Linked DNA regions of Homo sapiens: region 1 is linked to region 2. A link is a loop called in an ENCODE intact Hi-C map of the cell type or tissue named here. Cell type or tissue: endothelial cell of umbilical vein. All regions are shown on one strand. Each heading gives the region's core, and the rest is flanking DNA. Links, peaks and the distances in the headings are about the cores only. Region 1 overlaps MSANTD2 (Myb/SANT DNA binding domain containing 2). Region 2 overlaps SIAE (sialic acid acetylesterase).

The links. A loop is a pair of places that touch in the nucleus more often than their neighbours do. Peaks named below come from ENCODE experiments on the same cell type or tissue, not always from the same donor. Only the 100,000 strongest peaks of a DNase experiment are listed, where the experiment ranks them.
Region 1: a loop joins it to region 2, with 6 times the contacts of the local background. A loop is called at or near these places in 6 of 110 quality-filtered maps.

What each region holds. Positions count from the first base shown.
Region 1 is chr11:124,791,296-124,796,679 of GRCh38, reverse strand. The region is part of intron 1 of MSANTD2 (Myb/SANT DNA binding domain containing 2); the gene reads left to right. Among named protein-coding and RNA genes, the nearest start is that of MSANTD2, 6.4 kb to the left of the region's middle. RefSeq lists an enhancer at 2,909-3,410. In endothelial cell of umbilical vein, for the core only: a CTCF peak has its summit at 2,801 (motif pointing right); a DNase peak (open chromatin) is centred at 2,829.
Region 2 is chr11:124,642,195-124,647,578 of GRCh38, reverse strand. SIAE (sialic acid acetylesterase) reads left to right here. Exons shown (of 10, transcript NM_170601.5): 7 at 81-214. Among named protein-coding and RNA genes, the nearest start is that of TBRG1, 22 kb to the right of the region's middle. In endothelial cell of umbilical vein, for the core only: a CTCF peak has its summit at 3,046 (motif pointing left); DNase peaks (open chromatin) are centred at 2,488, 3,028 and 3,758; H3K27ac peaks cover 1,285 bases.

The DNA of each region.
Region 1 (5,384 bases), core at 84-5,083, 150 kb before region 2:
GAATATGTGTGAGTCAATTACATTTCTGGGCTAATATATTTGAAATTCCTGTCAAAAATTCAATTATGAGCCGGGTACAGTAGCGCTTCCCTGTTGTCCCAGCTACTTTAGAGGGTGAGGTGGGAGGATCGCTTGAGCTCATGAATTTGAGGCTGCAGTGTGCCATGATCATAGCACCTGTAAATAGCCACTGTACTCCAGCTTGGGCAACATAGTGAGACCTGGTCTCTTAAAAAAAAAGAATTCAACTATGAAAACCCAGTAAATAATTTCTTCTAACTTTAAAAGGAAGAGCTATATAGCAACTTTAATTTTTCCATGCAAACCTTCCTTTAGTCAGATAATTTCTGATTAGCAGCCTTCCTCACATTGTATAAAGGATCAGAAAGCTGAGCCTTATTGCACCCTTTTCTGACCACCTTCCTGAATCACCTTAAAGCATGTCACTTACCTTCTTTGGACTGTGCCTTGGTCCTCTTATCTATACAGTAAAAATACTAAAATTATAAGTATTGAAATTGAATTAATAATTTAACTCTTGGATTTTGAGACTAACATCCTACTTTTTAATACTGTCTAAATGAACATGTTTCTAAGCACACAAGATTTTAATTTACAGTCAGATATGAAAATTTGTTTATTGCTGCAAAGTTTGATTTTGATGTCTGTCATCTTATTGGTATTTGTTCTGTCGTTTGGGTAAAACGGATGTGTTTGACACTGCCTTACTACATAGATTGTTTATCTTGAAGTTTTGTTGCATTTTTGTTTGTTTGCCAGAAGAAAATTTGTCTACTAACAATTCCAGCCCAATTTTGGAGTCAGATACACAAATCTAGGTAGTTTTTTATCTAGTGATTGCATGATTTTTCTCTTTTACTGTAGGCCTTTTCATATCTCCAGTCACCAAATACTTAAGTGCTTACTATGTGGAGGGCTGTCTGCTAGGTGTTAGGATGAATAAAAGAACTGTAGTTTTAAAAATAAAAATAAAAATAAAAGTATAATATACACTCCTGTAGTCCAAGAGCATAAAATCCAATTGAAGCTTGTGTACATACATCAATGAGTTAAAAAGCTGGTCAAGACAACACAAGGGATGGAATGCAAGGCGGTACTTGATTTAGTGTTATTTGCCTAAAGCAGACTATAAGTGTGATGACTTCAAAGGAGTGACCAGTCTCATCGCTGGCCATACTGTAGTAGTTGAAAGACCTATCTAGACTTGGAATTCATGAAAGCATTCACTCTGAGCCAGATGCTGCATTCACACTTCAGTCAGTTAATCTGATGCACTGCAAAACTCATTCTCAAGTCCCATATTTTTGGGTGTTCTCCAAAAATTTGCCTCTTGAGAGTTGGCTTTATGTCTTTGAAACAGATGTGTACTTCTAGCTGTGCCTCAAGATGAAATGCAAGGTGATTGAATGTGACCTAAAAGACTTGCCTTTTCTGAATCAGTGCTGGTCGCTCATCAGACAAATTTAAAAATGGTAAAAGAGGCCGGGCATGGTGGTTCATGCCTGTAATCGCAATACTTTGGGAGGCTGAGGCGGGCATATCACGTGAGCTCAGGAGTTGGAGACCAGCGTGGACAACGTGGTGACACCTGTCTCTACCAAAAATACAAAAAATTAGCCGGGCGTGGTGGCACACACTTGTAGTTACAGCTCCTCAGGAGGCTGAAGCGGGAGGATCGCTTGAGGTTGGGAGGTGGAGTTTGCAGTGAGCTGAGATTGAGCCACTGAACTTCAGCTTGGGTGACAGAGTGAGACCCTGTCTCAAAATAAATAAATAATAAATAAAAGATAAAAGAGTCTTCTGCCCAGAGAACAAAATGATTAATTTTCTGGGGACATTGCTTAGATTTATTCATCAGTAATTGTCATCATCTTTGGAACAAATTTTGTACTCTAACAGGAAAATCACCATATAGTATATTTGGTCTTTCATTTTAGCTCTGAAGCCTTGCAATTATTTATAAGAACCAACAGGGCAAAGATAACTAACTTGGAGCAAAAAGCTCTCATTGTCCCTGATAAGCATTTTAATAGACTCTGCCCATCTCTGAGGACTTCTCTTTGGCGTTTGCAGACAAGACATTTCTTCTATCTTCTCATTGAAAGATTTCTAAGAAATATGATAAGCTACTCAAATAGGTTTAGATTTATTTCCTGTTATTTTTTATATATTTAGTCTCTGTTGTTACCATCCCAATGTTACCTGAAATCTTGTGCCTTCCAGTTTGCTTATCTGCTTATGAATTTGACAGATGCTTGATGTGTATCCTCTAAGAATAGACCATCTTTGACTACCAATCATACACTTATATTTAAGATTTCAGTTTTAGAAGGAAAGGAGCTAAGAAGCACATGTTAAAACTGAATGAGTAGAATTCTGGGTTTATTTTCTGGCATTTTGGAAATACAGTGAAGGGTGGAGTTAAATATTCTGGTTACTTCATTAAGAGGACATGTTAAAGGAAAAAATAATTTAGAAAGCATGTAGTACAAATAGTACTGTTCCATAAAATTTTGTGATGATGGAAATATTCTCTATCTACCTCAGTTCAGTATGATAGCCACTGGTCACATGTGTCTGTTCAGCCCTTAAAATGTGTGGCATTGTGCCTGAGAAACAGAAATTTTAAATTATATTTAATTAATTCAGTTTTAAGTTATAAATAGGCATATGTGAGTAGTGGCTACCATATTGAACAGTTTCAGGTAAAAAGTTGTTATTCACAGTATTAAATTCATCTTTGTAAAAGGATTCTCCTGGCCACACACTCAAACCTCTAGGGGGAGCTCAAAGTTCCTTCTTGACCTTTCTGTCACTTTACCCCTGTGTAGGAGGAATCTTGATAAAAGTAAAAAAAAAAAATGGCCTGCCATTCCAGGAGGTGGTGCCAGGAATAAAAGTCTTATAACTTCAACTCACTGGGGCAAACAGTGCATATTCTAGGTTCCCTAGGACAGCCCTGTCCAATAGAATTTATTGTGATGATGGAAGTGTTCTGAATTTGCACTGTCCAGTACGGCATTACTAGCCACAGGTGGCTCTTGAGGACCTGAAATGTGGCTAGCGTGACTGCAAAATTGAATTTTTAATTTTATCTAATTTACATTTAAATAGTCACCTGTGGCTAGTGACTGTTTTGTTGGCCAGAACAGCTTTTGAATAATGGGTGTTCAGACTTTTTGCTTGTGTACTCCCAAAAGGCTTTGAAACCCATGTATCCTCTGGAAGATTTTTAAGCTGACATTAAAATTTTTCATGATGTGTTTGGAAATTTATACGAGGTTAGCAGGACATAGAAAATGTTAAGTCTGGTATGAGATGAATATGATGAGAGTTGGCGATAAAATGTACTGAATAACAAACTGAATCTGAAAAATACACATTAAATCATTATTTGTGAGTTTTATCAACTGTCTCTTGAAATTTTTGCTGTTTAGGAAATATTCAAGTTACATTTAAAAGAAACAGTATCACTGGCCTATATTGTTTTTGTTATTCTAAATTCAGGGGCCAGGATTGATAACTTAAACAATATAAATAAGAGGGGGAATGACAGGAATCCCTAAGGTTTCAAGTTGCCTCCATCAATTATTAAAGGAGACTACCCCAGTTAAAGACTGCTGCTTTAGAACTCAGTATCTTTTTGATATCTTTCTTGGCTGATGTAGTGGTGCTGGGCTCCTGAATTCCCTTGCCATTAGAAAGCCAGAGGGAAACAGGGAAAGGTTACAGGGGAAAAGTGTGGAGCTTAACTTTTGGCTAAAGTTCAGGTATCTGGAGGGGGGGAGGGGATTTAGATATTTTGCTCATTCCCTGTCATCAGATTCAACTGACAGATTCATCACAAGATTTCTTTAAATGCTAAGGTCTGAAATAAGGTCTTTATTTTTTTCATTATTCATCAACAGATAGTGCCTACTGCAGTAGGTCTGAGAGTTACGGTAGTATACCATCACCTTCAAGATGTCCATCTTGTAATAAAGGAGTCAGATTACTAAGGAACCAATTACAATATTGTGAACAAGGTCTTGTGTGTCATGTTAATGTTATGCTTATGGTGCTACAGGAGCACACACATCCTAGGCTTTCAAAAGGTGGATCCTGAAGGGTGAAGGTGGACTCAAAGGTAGATGAATAGTTAGTGTAAAAGCTCAGAGGCAGCATAACCTAGAATAGTGCCAACTGCAAATATAATGAGATATACTTACCAAAGAATGCAAAACTGGAAGCATCCAAACAGTGTTCAGCTGTTTAAAAAGTCATGCTTTTTAATTGAAGAATAATTTGCCAGTAGTGCATGGCATGTGGTGAAAGAGTGATGTGGGAGCCGTAAATGATGCCTTAGTGGTGTCATAATCACGTAGAATGGTGGAGCCAGTAGTTTTGGGATGACATTATAGTGAACATACCAATTCCAGGTCATTTATATGTTGTGATGAGTAACAACTTTTTTATGGTGTTGAATTGCAGTTGCGCAAATATCCATTACATATCTCATTTCTTAATTTGTATACTGGAAAGTAAAACCAAAACAGTGCATCTTTTTTTGACCACAACTCACAGGAAGAAGAAATATATTTTACCCTGGGACCTAGTAGTTTCATGACATATATGTATAACTGAAACAGATTTCACAAAACAGTGATTATAGCCAACACATAGTATTTTCTATGTGCCATGCACTATTCTAAGTGCTTTGTAAATATTAACTTAATCCACATAATGACACTATACTGAACTACATGTAATATACTCTGATATGTTCTGTTCTAATTGAAGGCAGACACTCCAGCTGTAGAGCCTCTTTCATAACAGTATACACAGTGAATGCACCTAACACAATACCTGCCCCTGGCGGGGGATCTTTCTCTGCCCCACATCCTCCTCCTCCCCAGTGCTTGTCAGCATTGGCTCCCCTTTTCACCCCAGTCTCTGTGGTACCTCTCATCTTTCCCCTTCCCCAGCCACAGCCTTGCCTGTCTCCAGAAATGCCCTCACCAAATGCTGGTGCAAAGAAAGTCTGGAAGGATGGAAGCTGCCGATCCCACTGATATTGGGCAGCGGGCTTACTCCTCGGAGACTGGCAGCTCAGGGTCACATTGGTGACCCTTCTGTCTGCACCCTTCTGTCGTTTCATTTATCCCTTCTCCAACTCTTGCCCTCAGCCATTTAGGAGAGTGACTCGCCTGACCTCCCAGTGCAGGTGGGGAGGGGTCCGGAAGTCTGTGCTTCTCACTCACCCTGTACACTGAGTTCTAAGGTTTTGATGATGTAGCCCGTAATGATGCCTTGTTTGTCTTGCACATTCACGGAGCAGCTGTAGGGGCCAGAGTCTCTCTCCTGGAGACCCTCCAGCCACAGGG
Region 2 (5,384 bases), core at 147-5,146:
ATGGATGGAGGGAGGAGAGTAATGTGTGGTCATTTTTGCAGTCTACTCCAAACTCCCTTTACAATTTGGACTGTTTTTAGGGGAGTCCAATATAAATTATAACACGGATCTGTACAATTGCACATTCCCTGCACTCATCGAAGACTGGCGTGAAACCTTCCACCGTGGTTCCCAGGGGCAGACGGAGCGTTTCTTCCCATTTGGACTTGTCCAGGTACGATGTGGGTAAAGGCTTCTCTGTTCATGTCAACACCTGTTCCTGTGTTGAGAGGAAGAGGTTTATGGGCATTGGTGTGGGGATGTGCTATTTGGATCTCTTTCCTGGATTTCATCTTCCTTTTTTGTCCTCATAATGTGCTGGTCAAGAACTGAATGTAAGGCTTACTTCATCTCAGTTCACTGATAGGACAATTAAATCTTCAAAAAAAGTTGATAAGTAACTAATATTTCTTATTTAAAAAGCATTACAGTTTCATTGAGGAAATATTAAAAAGATAAGCAAAAAAGAAGCTAAAAAAGTTGATAATTTTCCAATCCAAAAATAAGCAGCTGTCTTCTGCTCATTTATTTTTGAAATAGATCTGTACTATATCTTGCATTTTTCTCTAAAAGTAATATTTCAATTAGAGATAAGTAGTAAACGATTTTTCATGTCAATAAATATTAATCTTCAATGCAGTTTGTAATGATTGTAGAGCCTGAAATATGGTTACATTGTAGTTTATTTAACTAGCTGTCTATAGATTGGGCATTTCGGTTGTTTTAAACGTTTTGCTTTAATAAGCTTTGGCATGTTTATTTTCCTTGTTGCTAAATCACTGCATATATGCTTGATTATTTCCCTAAGGTAAATTCCCAGAAATGAAATTTCTGGTTCAAAAGGTACACCTTTGTAAGGCTTTGAACATGTCCCCAGATTTCTCTGAAGAAATTCATGAATTTGTATAAATTTATGCTCTTAACAACTGTCTGTGAGAATGTCCATTTCCCCACCCCCTCCCCAACTTGGTGTTATCCCTTCCACTCCCTGGAATCCACCGTGCTCTCTCACTCCCTGGCCATTGCACTTGCTCCTTGCCTTCCATACTTTCCTAGTTAACTTTAATCATCCTTTAGGTCCCAGACAGCCTACATATTAGTTAGGAAGCCTTCTGTGACTATCCAGATTAGTTAGATGCCCCCTTTCTCTCTACTTCCCCTTTTTATTTGCATGAGGTTGCCTACATGACTACATTTTCCTGGGTCACACTTAACATCCCTAGTACGTATGTAGTTGATTGGCACTCGTTAAATAGTGGCTTAACATGTGAATGAAAAAAGATAGCAAGAGAAACCATACATTTAATTAGAGATAACTAGTCAGAAAGATTCTGCTTTCAGCCTTGCATAAAAAGAATAAACATATTTGACCAAGTTCATAATTGCCTAGCCTCCACATGTTCATATGAACTACACTTTTTAGCACGGTGGTAGTGCTGGTTTTTCTAGAACATAAGAAATCAAACAAGTAAGGTGATATAAAAACAATGCCCATCTTAAAACATGACAACAGAGTAGGCTTTCCTGTGTAAATGGGACATCCATGGTCCCAGACACCACCTCCGCACGCCCCACAGATGACTTCTCACCATCCTCCCCACTCCCCTACCTTGTCCTTTTCACTGTACCTTCTTTTGAATATTTGTATAGACCTTCTCACTTAAAATGCCTTTATGATTATTTTCTTTCTTCTTTCCTGCATTTGTTCTGACTTTGAAATAAGATTATTCTGCTCATTATTTTCAAAGTAGCAGCTCCTGTCACCAGTTCTGCATCCCTGTTGGTGGAAACTACACTTGGGCTTTGGAAGTACTTTTTTCTCCCTTGGCCTGTGCACATGGTGATTTGAGTATGACTTTAGCCAACTCAAACCAAAAGTATGTGTTGAATGCTTATTATATGCTGTGAATCTTGTGAGGTGCTAGAAATATAGCAATCAGGCCGGGCTTGGTGGCTCACGCTTGTAATCCCAGCACTCTGGGAGGCCGAGGTGGGCGGATCACCTGAGGTCGGGAGTTCGAGACCAGCCTGACCAACATGGAGAAGCCCCGTCTCTACTAAAAATACAAAATTAGTCGGGTGTGGTGGCGCATCCCTGTAATCCCAGCTACTCTGGAGGCTGAGGCAGGAGAATCGCTTGAACCCAGGAGGCGTAGATTGTGGTGAGCATTGCACTCAGCCTGGGCAATAAGAGCGAAACTCCGTCTCAAAAAAAAAAAAGAAATATAGCAATCAGAAAGACCTGATTCTTGTACTTATGCCTTACAGTTTAGTGAAAGTCCCTTAACCTCCAGGTTTTAACTTTATTATCACCAACAAAAACATGCTGGTTACTAGTGGAAGTCTGGAAATATAAACATATCCCTTCAAAGGGAAATACCCAGCATGACAGCGTCATGGTTCAGACTGAGTCTGAGCTAGACTAAGTGCATTCAGATGCTAGCTGTGACACCTCCTGAGCCACGTGATTTCGAACACGATACTGAACTCTTTGTTATTTTAAATATTGAATGAGTTCATCCATGGAAAGCCGGGAACATACCAGATAATGTTAGTGTTGAATATTGTTGATGAGAGAAATCAGAAGATCTGGAGGGACAGTTGGTCTGTAAGGAAAGAGGAACTGGCTTCATAGAAGTGCTAAGTTTGAAATGATGGTTGCAGTGACTAGAGTACAGCTAGAGATGGAGGATGTGAGTTCCACGGAGAGACCAGGGCTGGACACGTGTATCCCAGACTTATTAGCAGAAAGGCCACCTGGAGCCTGAGAGCGAAACAGCAAGAGGCTAGGGGCTGGAGTCCCAAGGAGTGTGGTTTTTAAATAGGGATTTGGAGGAACAGTTGAACAGACCACAAACTGCAGCATGTTATTTGTGAGCGTGGCCAGCTTTATATTCTTTGGCTGGTCCACGCCTTTATTAGCCGCAGTATTTCTACCAGCCACTGTGGGAGACGGATTAGCGCCCCACTGTATCTCAGATTAGGAAAACAGGAATTTCATGTGGGTGTGGAGTACGCCGGTGCCCCCATGTGGCGAGTATATAATAGTGCAGTCAATGAAAAAGTGAATTGCTGCAAGAATTCTCAGCAAACTGCCATTTTGAGAAAATTCCCTTGACTTGAGGGACTGTTATTAGCATTGCTCCCTGTTGAGCTTCAGGCTAGTTTTTTTTTTTTTTTTTTTTTCTCACCACAGACTCTTTCCTGTGGCGTTGTTACTGTGATCTTCATTATGACCCTGGCTGGTGCACATGGTTCCACTTTGTCTTCTGGGTGTGGAAGAAGTAGGGTGACTTAATAGATTTTTTATTCCCATTTTCTAGTCTTCATGAGATTCTACTGTGAGGCTTCAGTGGCACCTTCTATCATTTCCTATGTTAAAGCTGATTTGCCTAAGATAATTTTAATAAGAGAATTGTAAATGGCCTATTGGTTCCATATCATATCCAAGGCTCCTTTCTGTTATTATTGCAACCTCTCCGTGTACTCCTGATGATTTTCTCATCTTTCTGGAGCAACTCAGAGAGCAGAAAATATCCTCGATTCAAAGTTGCATTTGGCCACATTCATAGGGATGATGTCAGGTATTTTCTGGGCTGTGAGTAATAAGGCTGGGTGGAACAGTCTGTGTAAAATGCAGTCCTCTGATGGGGTCAGACATTTTGAAATGGAGTCAAAAAAAAATGTTGTTGCTGGCCCAGACTGCTTCCCAGTTTGTGGTTTGACTTACAGTTAGATCATGGTTTGTAAAAGAGAGATAATAGGTTGATGCCTCTCATTGGCTGGAACTGGAGCTAAGAATAAGATGCTATCTAAATCAAAGGACAGGGTGATGTAAACATCAGAAAAAGAAGGAAGAAATAGCTGGACTGCCTGTGTCATAGTAATAGTAAAGATTTTTTTCTCTGGGAGCCTGTGTGTTTTGCAGGAGTAGGAGTGTATCAACTTTCCGTTTAGATGAAAACAAATCCTGTTAACTCACTCTGCATTCAGAATCTGACCACTTCTCACTACCTTTACTCCTCCTGCGCTAGTCTAAGCCACCATCATCTCTCCCTTGTATTATTGCCTCCTAACTGGTCTTCTTCCTGCTTTTACCTTTTTTTCTCCTCCTGTAGGATATTCTCAATATATCAAAGTGACTCTTTGAAGTGTAAGTCGGGTCGGAAGGCTCCAGTGGGTCCCCGTGTGCTGAGGTCAGCAAGGCCATACATGATGTGCCCCCTGCCCACATTACCCGCCGACCTCACCTTCTAATTCTCTCTGCCTTGCATATGCCACTCCAGCCACACTGGCTGCCTTACTTTTCTTTAAGCACGCTAGGCATACTCCCGTCCTGGGGCCTGCCATTTTCTTTTCCATTCTTCATGGAAAGTTCTTTTCCTGCTGTTTTAGTTTTCTATTGCTGAGTAAGAAATGACTGCATATTTAGCAGCTTAAAACAATACAACACACATTTATTATCTCAGTTTCTATGGGTGAGAAGTCTGGGCGTGCATGGCTTAGCTGGATCTTCTGCTGAGGGTGGAAGTGAAGGTGTCAGACAGAGCTGGAGTCTCATCTGAGGCTTGGAGTTCTCCTCCAAGTTCATGTGGTTGTCGGCAGAATTCACCTCCTTGAAGCTGTAGAACTCATGGCAGCTTACTTCTTGAAGGCCAGCAGGGGAGGGGGCCTGGCTTCTAGACCCTCTTTGAAAGGACTCACCTGATTAGGTCAGGCTCACCATGATACTCTCCCTTTTGATCAATGTGAAGTCAGCTGACTGGGGACGTTACTTGTAACATCTGCAAAATCCCTTCACTTTTGCCATATACAACATAATCACAGGAGTGATATCCCATTACCTTTGCCATAGCCTATTGGTTAGAATCAAATTACGAGTTCCCCCTACCACAAAGAGGAGAGTATTGTATAAGGATGCGGCTCCCTGTGGGTCATCCGCCTAACATACCCAGATATCCTCATAGCTTCTTTGCGCATCTCCTTCTAGTCTTCATTCAACTCTGACACTCTCTCCTCCTTCCCTATTATATTTTTCTCCAGTGCACTTGTCACTTTCTCATAGGATATGTAGTTTACAGATCTATCTTGTTATTCATTCTCTCTTTCCACTAGGGTATAAGAATGGGAAGGGATTCTTGTGTTTTGTTCACTGCTCTATCTCCTAGGCCAGTATTAGTGCATGACACAGAGTAGGTGCTCAGTAAATATTTGTTAAAAGCATGAATAAATACATGAGCTGACTGATAATACATGAGCTGTGGATCCTTCACAGGCTCTTTCTGGAACAATATTATTCCCCAAATATTCTGGTGCTACTTGGATGCCTGAGATGCCACACAGTT